Regions from separate parts of the Homo sapiens genome. Here region 1 is linked to region 2. A link is a contact called in ENCODE Hi-C or POLR2A ChIA-PET data. All regions are on one chromosome and are shown on one strand. Each heading gives the region's core, a stretch centred on a gene start or an enhancer-like site at or near the end of the contact. The rest is flanking DNA. Distances are from core to core; before and after follow the strand shown.

The links. A loop is a pair of places that touch in the nucleus more often than their neighbours do. ChIA-PET counts read pairs that join two places held with the same protein, here RNA polymerase II (POLR2A). Pooled maps may share reads with other maps.
Region 1: a map of right lobe of liver shows a loop between it and region 2 (4-fold over the local background). The contact joins the promoter of MOGAT2 here to the promoter of DGAT2-DT in region 2. A Hi-C loop is called at or near these places in 43 of 168 maps with a recorded cell type or tissue (B cell, CD14-positive monocyte, CD4-positive, alpha-beta memory T cell and 23 more), 34 of 37 single-sample maps with no recorded cell type and 35 of 50 pooled maps. POLR2A ChIA-PET finds 5 or more read pairs at or near these places in 4 of 52 experiments (HEK293, HepG2, MCF 10A and 1 more).

What each region holds. Positions count from the first base shown.
Region 1 is chr11:75,713,271-75,719,629 of GRCh38, reverse strand. MOGAT2 (monoacylglycerol O-acyltransferase 2) reads right to left here and starts at 1,792. Exons shown (of 6, transcript NM_025098.4): 1 at 1,651-1,792. The coding sequence starts at 1,741. It overlaps LOC105369392 (a long non-coding RNA gene), which reads left to right and starts at 1,345. Exons shown (of 3, transcript XR_950316.4): 1 at 1,345-1,424.
Region 2 is chr11:75,767,396-75,773,682 of GRCh38, reverse strand. It overlaps DGAT2-DT (DGAT2 divergent transcript), which reads left to right and starts at 5,036. Exons shown (of 4, transcript NR_046090.1): 1 at 5,036-5,189. DGAT2 (diacylglycerol O-acyltransferase 2) reads right to left here and starts at 4,905. Exons shown (of 8, transcript NM_032564.5): 1 at 4,571-4,905. The coding sequence starts at 4,691. RefSeq lists enhancers at 1-57, 198-347, 5,102-5,602 and silencers at 4,586-4,825, 4,906-5,015.

The sequences.
Region 1 (6,359 bases), core at 543-3,042, 51 kb after region 2:
ATAAACTGTTCTAGTTTCCATCTTTTGGGATCTCAGAGCAAAGGGAGACCCTTTCCTGCTCTCTTTCTGTTCATCCTCTGCCCCATTTTCCCAGAGATAAATCCAGCCAGGTGCCTCCCCTTATTCAAGCCCTTCATGACTTCCCCATAACTTTGGGCACAGTCCAAGTAGCTCAGCCTGGCCTCCAGGAGCCCCAGAGCTGGCCCTGTCCCTCCCGCTCCTGCCTCTTGTCTGTGGCCACTCTGAACTACACAGTGTTCCCAAACCTGCTGAGCTCTGATTCCTTTGCCTTCAGTGACCAGTGACGTTTGTTGTTGAAAGGAGGGAGGGAGGAAGAGGCCAGCCCCTGGCCGCCCCATAATCAGGGGTGCATCAGGGCTAAGACCAGGCCTAGTGTGGAATTCCCCTCTGACTGATGGTTTCTCAGCCCTTACTGGAGGCAAATCCTTGATTGTTTGGCTCATCTGTGCAAAGGGGGTATACAGGAATGTGTAAAATGTCTAAAAACCCTTAGAACAGAGACACAGCTCAACCAGAAGGGATGCTAGGGCAGGGTCCTGGAGGGCCTGCTTTGCCAAGGGGGAGTTTTTTCACTACAGAATTGTGGGGGAGTTTCTGAGGAAGTACGTGTGTGTGTGTGTGTGTGTGAGAGAGAGAGAGAGAAAGAGAGATGGCTACTGAGCAATGTGTTCAGAGTGTGTCAATATTTTAACAACCAGGAGAGTGGTATCTGTGTACAGGCTGAACCTCAGCCCTGGAAGCAGCAGTTCCTACCTTGTCTGGTGCCAGCAGATGAAAGGAAAAACCCCACGGACTCCTAGTCATTCTCCCTTCCCAAGCCACAGATCCAGACCCTCCTAGAAAATGTTACCTTTGGCAGAGCTATTGTTTGGGCAAGGGTGATCTCTCTGGCCACAAATCAGTGGTGGGGTGGGTAAGGGGCCATGCTCATGCCCTCCAGTGTGAGCCCAGCCCAGGGTCCAGGCCAGGTCTGTGCCAAGCAGAGGTCAGCACATTTCTTCATTTCCTTCACAATAGCCCTGCAAGGCCAGCATTGTTGTCCCCGTTCTGCAGATGGTGAAGTCGAGGCTTGGAGAGGTCAGGCATGGGCTGGCTAAAGTCAGTTGCCCAGCTGAGTCTGACTCCGGGTTTCCTGGTACCCAGCATGCCCACTCCACAGTCCACTCTCAGTCTGCACCTTCTCCCCACCCTTCTTTTCTTTCCCTGTTTCTCTCACTTACCCTACTACCAGCCCCAGTTTCCTCCTCCCTGAGCGCACAGAAGGAAATCTCTCCTCTCTGAGCAGGCTGCAGAGCCCAGAACTTTCCCGTCATCGCCCAGAGGCTTTCCCACACCACTTGGCAGCCTGCAGACTGGTCTTCATCCAAGTGCCAAAGGAGAACCCACAGTGCAAGCCAGGAAGAGTAAGTAACCTGCCCAGAGCAGCAGACGGTGACTTCTACCCCACTCCACCCCCAAGAAGCCTCTGGGCAGGCCCAGGAGTTCTCTCTGGGCAGGGGCTCTGAGCGCAACAAAGCCCCCTTTAGGATAAATGTCTTGCCACCATCAATGTGCTGTGTGCACCTGGTGTGGCTGCTCTGCCCCACCTGAGTGCGGTGGTCTCCCGTCTTACAGTGCAGCCCAACTTACCCAGTGCCAAGAAGGAGAAGACAAACTGTAGGACAGCAAGTGTCTGCAGCCTGCGCTCCCACGGCATAAACAAGGGCGCGAACTCTACCATGCTGGCGGGTCAGCCTGGCTCCCGCAGGTTCTGTGAGCTCTGCTGTGGTCTGAGGCACCCACAGGTTTTTGTTCCCTCCCCAGGTTGTAGAAGCTGGCAGGGAGAGTGCCACACCCAGCCCAGCCCAGCCCAGCCCCAAGGCCTCCTTGCCCCTGCTGAGGCAGGAAATTCTATCCTACAAGAAACCTTTGAATCTACCTGCTGGAGCCTGGCTAAGGAAGGAGGAAGAGAAGGGGTTGTATAGCCTTTATCAACTTTCTCAGGCAATGCCTTATCTGCATGGCTGCCTTTCCCCAATTGCTTAAATCTTGTCCTTCCTATAACTAGGCAGGTGAAGCCCCAAGCATATGCAATCTCACCCCCTTCCCACCTATTCAATGACCTGGCCCCAAGGTCAATGGATAGGATAACCTTGTCCTGTCCATTGTTCCCCCTCCACACATATGCTGTACTAACTCCCACCTAAAAATCCCCACCCACACTGTGTCCTCCACCTCCTGCCCCATTTTTCTGCTCACTCACACAGCAAACTCTCGGAAGAGCTATCTTTCATGCCTTCCTGTCCTCACCTCCCATCTGTGGTACCACAAATGGTGGTCCACACTTCAGGTATCACCCTTCCACAAAACTGCCCTTGGCAAGTTCCCTAGTGACCTCCATGATGTTAAATCCAGTAATCAATTCTCAGATCTCATCCTGACCTATTGGCAGCATTAGATATGGTTGATCATTCCCGTTTCTTTGAAACCACTTGGCCTTTGGACACTATGCTCTCCCAGTTTTCTTCCTAGCTCTCTGGCTGCTCCCTTTGTGCCTCTCGTCTTTCACCAGGCCAGCTGTTCGAGTCCCCCTCCTCCACTCCATCCTCGGGACTTCTCTTTTCTCTCCAGTTTCTGCTCTCTGAGATCTCATCCAGGCTCACACCTTGCATTGTATTTACACAGCAAAGACTTCCAAATCTGCATCTGCAGCTCTGCTCCCTGGGGCTCTAAACTTGAATCTCTAGGTGGCTCCTTGACATCTTCACTTGAATGCCTGATAGGCACCTCCATCGTAGCATGTCTAAAGGTGAACTTGATTCCCTCCCCCACCTCCCTTCTGCCCCACTGACTCCTCCTCTGCTCTTTCCCATCTCAGTAAAGGGTAATGCCATTTACCCAGTTGCTCAGGCCAAAACCTGAGTCACACTAGATCCCTTCTGTTCTTCTCCATCCACCTCTACCAGTCACCATGTCCTATCAGTTCTTCTAAGTCCCTCCTTTTAAATGTCAACTTCAAATTGACGTATACCATACATACGGAAAAATGCACAAATCCTAAGCGGACAGAGAAATGTCTTTTCACAAAGTGAAAGTTATCACCACTCTGATCGACAAACAGAACTTACCTAGCACCCCTTCTGGCCTTGCCAGTCACTGCTCTCCTCCCTGTAGCTCAGCACCATCCTCATCTCTGTTCTTGAACTTTATGAAAACTGAATCATTTAGTGTATACTCTTTTGAGACATCATATGTGCCTGTATTGCCTTTGTTTTCATTGCTGTATAGCATTCCATTGTGTGAATATGCCACAAAGTGTCCATTTGGACGCTGACAGGCATTTGGGCTGTCACCTGTTTCTGGCTATTATGAATATTGCTGCTACGAACATTCCTGTACATGTCTTTCAGTACACATCTATACACATTTCTGTTGGGTATGTGCCTGGAAATAGAATTGATGGGTCTCATGGTAGATAGCCATAGAGTTTTCCAAAGTGGTTGTACAAATCTACACTCCCATAGCCTTATATAAGAATTCCGAGTTCTGAATTTTGGTGGGTGTGTAGTGGTCCTTCATTGTGGTTATAGCATTTTCCTAACAACTAATAAATATAAGCACATTTTAATATGCTTACTGACCATTTGGATATCATTTTCTATGACCTTCTTGTTCTAGTGTTTTGTTGATTTCAGTCTCTTGAACTGAACAGCTGCTGTCTACCTCCACAGCCAGCCTCTTTTATAGACTGGCTCTGTCTTCCTTATTGGCCTCTCCGTTTACTTTCTATCCTCATTCTCCTCTCCACAATTTCAACACAGCAGGAGAAACTGCTGGGTTTATGAATATGTGAATGTTCAAGTTTGGGAGTAGAGCCAAACTGTTTTCCAAAATAATACATCAAGGTATAGTCTCCCCAAGAATCGAGAGACCCCACCCCCACCCCCATGGATCTGCTCTGACCCTTGGTATGGTCAGACTTCTTCTTGTCTTGCTAGGGTATGAAATGAGACCAAATTTTACTCTTGATTTTCATTTTCTTATCACTAATTTTTTTTTTTTGAAACCAAATCTCCCACTGTCGCCCGGGCTGGAGTGCACTGGCACCATCTCGGCTCACTGTAACCTCTGCCTCCCGGGTTCAAGCCATTCTCCTGCCTCAGCCTCCCAAGTAGCTGGGACTACAGGTGCCCACCACCATGCCTGGCTAATTTTTGTATTTTTAGTAGAGATGGGGTTTTACCATATTGGTCAGGCCGGTCTCAAACTCCTGACCTCAGGCGATTCGCCCGCCTTGGCCTCCCAAAGTGCTGGGATTACAGGCGTGAGCCACCGCGCCCGGCCTACACTAATGTTGAACATCTCTTTATTTATGGGCATTTCCTCTTCTGTGAAAAGCTTGGTCTTTATTTTTGCCCAATTCTCTGGAGTGTTGTTTGTGCTTTTCATAATCATTTGTACTTCGTTATGTACTCAGGATATTAACCCTTTGGTGTGGCATATATATTGTAAATCTCTTCTCCCAGTTTCTAGCTTGTCTTTTTTTTTTTTTTGAGAAGGAGTCTCACTCTGTTGCCAGGCAGGAGTGAAGTGGCACGATCCCGGCTCACTGCTGCCTCCACCTCCCAGGTTCAAGTGATTCTCCTGTCTCAGCCTCTCAAGTAGCTGGCATTACAGGCACCCGCCACTATGTCCAGCTAATTTTTGAATTTTTAGTAGAGATGGGGTTTCACCATGTTGGCCAGGCTGGTCTTGATCTCCTGACTTCAAGTGATTCACCCTCCTCAGCCTCCCAAAGTGCTGGGATAACAGGCGTGAACCACCGCGCCCAGCCCTAGCTTGTCTTTTAAGATGTCCTTTGATGAACAAACATTTTTTCAATATGTCATATTTTCCAGTCTTTTATAAAATACACATTGTTTGGTTGGATCTAGGAAATCTTGTCTTACTTATACATTTCATTAAAAATTTTGAAGTTTTGTTTTTTATATGTAAGTCCTAATTCATCTGGATGTTTAGATAGTATGAGTTAGGTTCCAATCTGAGCTTTTGACATGTGGATAAGCATTTTTTTTCAGTCTCTTTGTTGAACACTCCCTCCGTTCCCCACGATATGTTATGCCACCTCTGTCATGTGAGACAGTTCTACGGATGCGTGGTCCGTGTATGGGCTTTTATTCTCTCCTGTTTGTCCTCTTATCTATCTCTGCCAGCACCACACTGTTTTTAAGAGCCCTCAGCTAAATTAGAGTTCCGGTACCGGAGCAGCTAGCAACACTGCCTGAGCGGGGTGGGGTTTTACAGTATGTTTTCCATAGGATACTCCCTTTACCTGGGGGACAGCCTAATGCCTAGTTGTCCGACCCACAACCAGGGAGTCCCTCACACAGGAAGCTTGTTTATAGTGGCAGATGCTCTGGATTCAGAAAAGGTTGTGTAAAAAAAGTTAAAAAGAAAAGGAAAATACATTGGCAGATGCCCTGATGGTTCTTATCAGATCTGTGTCCAATTTATGTCTGCCTGACCATTACTTGGACTCTGGGAGCCATCGGGGTAGTCTCTGGTTCTTCAGATAGAGGGTGCAAATTTAATACACCCCACAATAAAAAATATGTTCACTAACTTATTACTTATGAATCCTGGACAGGGAGGGTGCCGTGAGTCACGAAGGCAGTGCTCCATCCTGGGGTCATGAATGCAAAGTCAGGCAGAGAGAGAGAGAGAGAAACCCCACAACTAGTGGTAGATATAAGGGAATGGGGTGTAAGTCACTTAAAGTTTGCAGGCAAATACCTGAATTGTCCCTTTAAAGGAATCAGTGGCAAAGCAGAAAGCCCATTGGGCTGGGCTGGAGAGATGCCTCTAAGTTCTGAACTCTGGCCCCCCGTTTGAGACATTTGGGTGTGCCAGTCTATTTCTATGACTAGACAGCAACCTTTTCTGTGTGTTCCTGTTACAACTGACCCTGTGATGCCTGGGCATATGACCTTGTGTTTGGTGACGACTACTGCTTAAATAGTGGAGACATTGAAGGCTACTGGAGAAATGTGGGCCAGGCATGGAGCAAGGCATTTGATGAGCATCACTGAACACACAAACAATGTGGAGGCACCACTGTGACCTTAAACTCCACTCACAGGCATCCACTCCACTGTGTGGGGTTGAGCCAAGTGAATAGAGCAACCCTTCACCTAGGGCAAAGTAGGAAGGTTGTTGTGAACCCGGGTAAGGTTATAAAATACTTGTTATCTGTTGTGCCATTGCTTCTAGATTGGCTTTCACCAGGCTAGAGTTTTGTTGAGGTATAGAGCTGTGTGGCAGTGTACCTTTGAGCAGAGAGCAAGGAGTATACCAAGATC
Region 2 (6,287 bases), core at 3,787-6,286:
CCACACCCCAAGTCCCTTCCTCAGTGAAGCCTTCCTGGATGCCCTAGAGCAGGGTCTGCCACTCTCTACAGTGTTGGGGGCCTGCTGAATGTGTAACACAGGACAAATGACAAGGACTAACATGAATGTCACAAGTTCACAAACACTCACACTCAGGTTAACTCAAACCCTCCATCCTTGAGAATCTGAGAATTCTGACCCTATTTTCCAGATAGAAGGAGTGAGATCCCCAGAGAGGAAGTGAAGCCCCCAGCCACATCCCAGAAAAATGTCAGGCCTGGAACCCCAGCTCTCGGGCTTCTAATAAGCCCTGGGAAGCAGTAAGGGTGACCATTGAGACTGGCTCTGCCCACTTGCCACTCAGCCTTGGAGCCAGCTCCTTGCCAGACTGTGGGTACCTCCAGGGCAGGGAACAGCTACAACCCCAGCACCCAGTCCCTAGCACAGGTGGTTACAGGGACAGAGGAGGCCCAAGGAAGGCTCGAGGAATCACACTGAAGCTAAAAGCAGGGCTTCCTCCAAGAGGAATGGGGCAGTCCCACTAATGATTCCTTCGTTTAACAGATACTTACTAAGTACCTATTACCAGTGCCAGGCACTGTGCTAGATGTCACAGCACTGAGAAAGACAGACAAGGTTCCTGTTTCCAAGGGACTCATATTCTTTTTCTGTTTGTTCTTTTTGTTTTGTTTTGAGATGGAGTCTCGCTCTGTTACCCACGCTGGAGTGCAGTAGCACAACCTTGGCTCACTGTAACCTCCTCCTCCTGGGTTCAAGCGACTATCCTGCCTCAGCCTCCCAAGTAGCTGGGATTACAGGCACACACCACCACACCTGGCTAAATTTTTTTATTTTTAGTAGAGACAGGGGTTTTACCATGTCAGCCAGGCTGGTCTCGAACTCCTGACCTCAAGTGATCCTCCCACTTTGGCCTCCCAAAGTGCTGGGATTACAGGCGAAAGCCATGGCACGCGGCCGGCAAAGGGACTGATATTCTTACTGGGGAGACAATTGCTTAAACAGATAAGCACGCATGAAAATTTAGGTAGTGATAAAGGCTATAAAAATAAAAGAAGATGTGGTGATTGGAAGTGGCTCTCTAGATTGGAAGTGGCTCTCTAGATAGGGTGGCCAGGGAAGACCTCTGAGAGGAGATTGACTGTTGTAAAGCCAGCCATGCGAAGACCTGGGCAGACAGGCAGCATATGCAAAGGCGCTGAGGTAAGACTGAATTGGGAGTAATGCTGCAGGAACAGGAAGACCACCATGCGTCTGCAGCATGGTGGGTGACATACTAGGAGAGGAAGTCGTGATGGCAGTGGAGGCTGTTCACCTGGGGCTTACTTCATAGGCCAGGAGGAAGAGTTTGGAAAGTCTGAAGTGTGACTGAGTGTGGGTAGGGGGCAACTGGCATTCACCTGGCAGCCAAAGCTCTGGGGGATCTTAGTGCTCTAATCCACTAGGGCAGGCTTGGGGAGCTTCCTCAAAAAGTTTGAGAAGGGATGAGCTGCCACCCGCACCATGGAGACAACCTTCACTCATTCAGCAAACCACTGAGCACCTACAATGCACAGAGCCCTGCACTCAGCCCTTCACGGCCTTGCAACCCTTCTCTTGGCTTAAGGAGTCAGGCCACAGACTGGGAGATGGATCTGAGTTCTAGCCTGGCTTTGATAACCCTGGGAAAGTCCCTTCTTTCTGGAGACTCCAGTGATCCCATCTGTAACATGAGGGTTGGGCCCGATCCAGCACTAATTTTTACAACTCAAGTACTTGCTGTTGAATTTGAGGGCAGGAGGGTGGAGGTGGGGCAGGATTTCAACACTGACCATTGAGTCACTGAGCCTGTTAATACAACATTACTCTTGGCCCTCCTTTCTCAGCCTAGATGAGCCCTTGGTGACGCAGCCCCAAAGTGGCCTCTATTCAGCTGGGGAAGTGATGTAGGTGAGGGGGGAAGCCACACGGAATTGGAGAGGGAAGCATGAGAGTAATGTTCTCATTCTGACTTAGGACTAGGTTAGGTGACTGTCAACCCTCAGTTCCCAGTTACCCCCAACAATCTAGCCACTTAGTTTCAAGCAGATCCACAGTGATGTGGAACTCCATCCTCACCCACCCCAGCCTGTTGCAGTCCTCAACAGCTGTCAGAAAGGACTCCTCTGCTACATCAAAACTTGCACCCATCATCCCACTCCTATTCCTGGCCTCACTCTTTGGAGCCGCACACAACAAATCAGCTCAAAATTTTACTGGGACCACCAACATCTCATGCTAGGTCCTGTGCTGAACCCTGAGGACACAGGCAGGTGTCAGAGGGCTCTTCTGAACGAAGAGCCCCCAATCCAAAGGCAAGGATAAAGAATAGGATATATATCCCTCCTGTCCTGATGAACTCTGCAAACTCCACGTCTGGCACAGGACAGCCCTCCAAGGATTAGGAAATATCAACACAGACTCCCGCTTCCCCCAGCATGCACCCACCTACCCATACTCCCACAGCTGGCCTTTTTTTTTGGCCAAGAAACCAGATGCCAAGGTATCTATTTCAATCTCTCACCCGTCACAGGACTTCCCTTCACAGAATCCATGGTCTCTACTTGAATACTGTCACTGACGGGCTGTTCACCAGCTCACAACAGTGGGACCTTACCCACAGAGGCAAACTAGGCCACTGGGGAGTATCTTCAAGGACCAAGGATCTAGAAGGCAGGTCTAATGGAGATGCCCAGATAACAAAATGTGCTTCAGTGCCCTCCCCTACTCCACCCAATCTTTCACCAAAGTAGATCCCAGAAAGCTGAACTGACTGGTTTGCATTTCATACCAGCCCTTCCTACATTCCATGATGTAAATCCTTGCACCCAGTTTAAAAAAAAAAAAGTTTTCAAGATCTGATAACAACATGGGGAAATGTTCCTGACATGATATTAAGTGGCTTGGTTAAAACCATTCGCTAGAGTACAAGTTCTCCTAAGGAACAAACTCTAAGTCAAAAACATGACAGCCAGGGTCACTGCCTCCTGGAAGACACAGCTCCCAGCCTGTGGATGGCAGAGCCGACGGAATGGGGTCTCCAGGAAGCACTACCACAGAGAACATCCCTATCCCACTGCCCAGTGCAAAAACATTTTTAACAGCATGAACAAGGGCAAGTCCATTCATCCATTGATGTCCCTAAGGACATCAAAGGACACAGGGAACAGAAAAGGACTCAAGTGAGAGAAGGGGCTGTCAGAGGCTACTGGCTGGATACATGGGGCAGCTCAAGCTGCTCGCCCCCGAGACAGGGCAGCAGCTGGGTTCCTCTTCAAGGGCTACGAGCAGCACCCACACCAAGAGGGGCAGATAACCACAGCGATAATCACACAAGAAGCAATGCCAATGCCTAGGTCACAGTTAAAGTGTGGTACAGCTGCAGGGTGGGTTATTGCAACCACTAGGACATTGTAAGTGATTCTGATTAACAGAAGGGAAACCTCGATGTTACATTAAGGGGGAGAAAACAAGATTCATAACTATATCTACAGCATGTCCTCAATTGTATCTATGCAATGTGTATAAAGAAAATGATCAAGAGATATACTAAAATGCTAATAGGAAGGTATCTTTGGATAGTCGATTTACCAGAAATTTTTTTCATTTGTCTATATTTTCAAAAATTCCATAATTAGCAAGCTTTATTTTTGTAACAAAGGTGGGCGGTGTAGGCGACCGTTAGTTACTAAAGAAAAATCCATGTCAGAGAGGCTCAGCAAACAGAATACAGACTTAGAAAGAGGGAGAGGGGCTTCATGCAAGACACACACGCAGACCAGGACAGCTGTGATGACTTCCCAGGGTCTACCGGATTTGTACTTGAATCCAGGGGTCAAGGCATCAGCTAAGGAAAACTTAGGCATGCTTCCTCCCACTTCAGTTTCTCCAGCTCTAGGTAAGGGAGGTGGGGGTTGGAAGAGTTGCTATTCCTCGCTTGGGAAAAGCTGCGGGGGGTGCGGGGCGGGGGTTGATTTCAACTCTGCGCGATTCACTGAGGACCTCAGTTCTACCTTGGAGGACATGCAGGGTCCTCTCCGCTGCCTTCTAAGCATGCCAGGCTCAAGAGTTGCTGCTATGTGGGCTCCAGAGCCTGGGCGAGAGGATGGATGTGGGACAGAGGACAGGGCAGACACACCTGTTCCAGTCGGGCATGTTCCCCGTCTGGTGGCTGTCTCAGGAGACGGCAAAACCCATACCATCCTGCCCATCCAGTCTATCACTGCCAAAGCTCGCTCTACCTGGTGAAGGGAGAGGGGAGGGAAGTGCCAGGGGTCACCAGCCGCAGTGGGGGCTGGGGAGGAGTTCTCGAATATCCCTAATAACTAAGAATGGTGGGTGGTACCGCTCCCACCTCACGGATGAGGGAAACAAGCTGGGGGGCGGGTGGAAAGCGATGTAACAGAGGTCGTAAAAATTGATGAGTGCCACAGTGGAGAATGAACGTGGACTCATCAGTACCCACCAGCCTGCCACAGGGCCCTTTCCAGAAAATCTTCTCGCAGGTCCATAACCCCTGCGCCGTGGCACTCACCCCATCTCCCAGACCCCTCGCGCGACAGCGCAGGTCCTCCGTGAGAGCGCTGGCTCCGGTCAGCCTCGGCCTGACGCTCGCCGCGCAGGACCCCGGAGTAGGCGGCTATGAGGGTCTTCATGGCTGAAGCCCGCCCAGTCACGGCCCCGCGGGAAGCCGCTTCACCCCGCGCCCCTGGCCCATGCCCCGGCCCCCGGGGCCAGGGCTTCGCGCAGAGCACAGGGGTCCCGGGACGGCGTCGAGGCTGGGCGGCTAGGACACCTGGAGCTGCGGCCGGCGGCCAGTGGTGGCGCGAGAGAAACAGCCTAGACCCCAGCAGAGGCGGCAGCCGCGGCGCTGGCGTCCCGGAGCGCAACACTTTATCACCTCACAACGGGGCAGGCGCCGACGCGGCGGGCGGGGCGGGCCGTTCTAAGCCGCCGCCCGCGCCACTTGCTTGTGGGGGAACCGCACCTGAGGCTCTGCTTGGCGCGGGCCCGGGGCTGGCCAGCAGCCTGCTCCGCGCGGATCCGGGGAATGCGTGAGAGGAGAGCAGCTCTGAGCCCTGCTTCCAAGGGGCGCGCCCGGTTATTCCCCTCGCTCCCTCAGTCCGACCCCGGGCGCTCCCCCGCGGAGATTGGTACGGCCCGGCGGCCAGTACCCGGGCGGGGAAAACCAAGCACGTGCGGTGCAGGCAGAGGGCGTGCAGGGGGTCGGGCCTTTACTCTTTAGGAGGGGCTGTCTTTTGGCAGCAAAGATGCGAAGGTCCCGCTTTTGGTCACTGGTATCAGGATTAGTTAGGTTAGGGCTGGGTATCTCAACCACCCAAACTGCTTCTGGCTTTCCATCTCTTTATTAAGAAACCTCACAGAGCACCTATACCCTGCTGGGTGCTGGGGACCCAGCCAGATCAGCCCAGGTTCTGCCCTTGGGATGCTCACGCTGGGGGGCAGCAGAGACAGCCGCACACAGTCACTGGTGACAACGGCCGGGACAAGCGAGAAACCAGGGGGCTATGGAACCACAGAGTAGAGAAGACTCTGCCCTGGGCTGGGGGAGTGGGGGCGCTGGTGCACTTCCCAGAGAGGTTGGTGCACAGCAGGTTTGGAATCAGATAGACTAGGAGTCCAGTTCTTGCCCTGCCTCTCTTGAGCCTCAGTTTCCATATCTGTAAAATGGGAATAATAATTATTATTTTTGTGAGGTACTTTGAGAAGTAAATGAGATAAGGTATAAAAAGAGCCTAGGTAGTGTCTGGCACATAGAAAGCATTCCAGAATGGTTTGCCCATTAATGAATAGGAATTTTGCAGATGGAAGGTGTGAGGGCAAAGCAGAAAGATAGGCATAAAGTGTTAGAAAAGCCAGCATGTTTGGGGCAGGGCTGGGGGCCCTGGAGTGGCTGGAGCCCAGGCAACTGTGGAAAATGAGGCTGAAGTGAGAGGCGCGGGTGCTTGAACTGAGAGAGGTTTGGGAGTGCCACTCTTGAGATATTGGGGGGGAGCCGGGTCTTGGGAGAGCTTTAGTAGGGAAATGGCTGGTCAGGTGGGTTTTAAGTGTCCTTAGCCATGGTATGGGAAATGGACAGGAGAGGCTGTAGGTCAGGAGGGCAGTGGGGAGGCTGTAGGGGCGGGGGATCCATGTGAGAGAGGATGAGCCTCAAGGCACGGCAGTGGTAGAGGGAATGGAGGGAAGGCCTGATCTAGGGAAGAGCATAGGAAGCGAGATCCACCAGCATG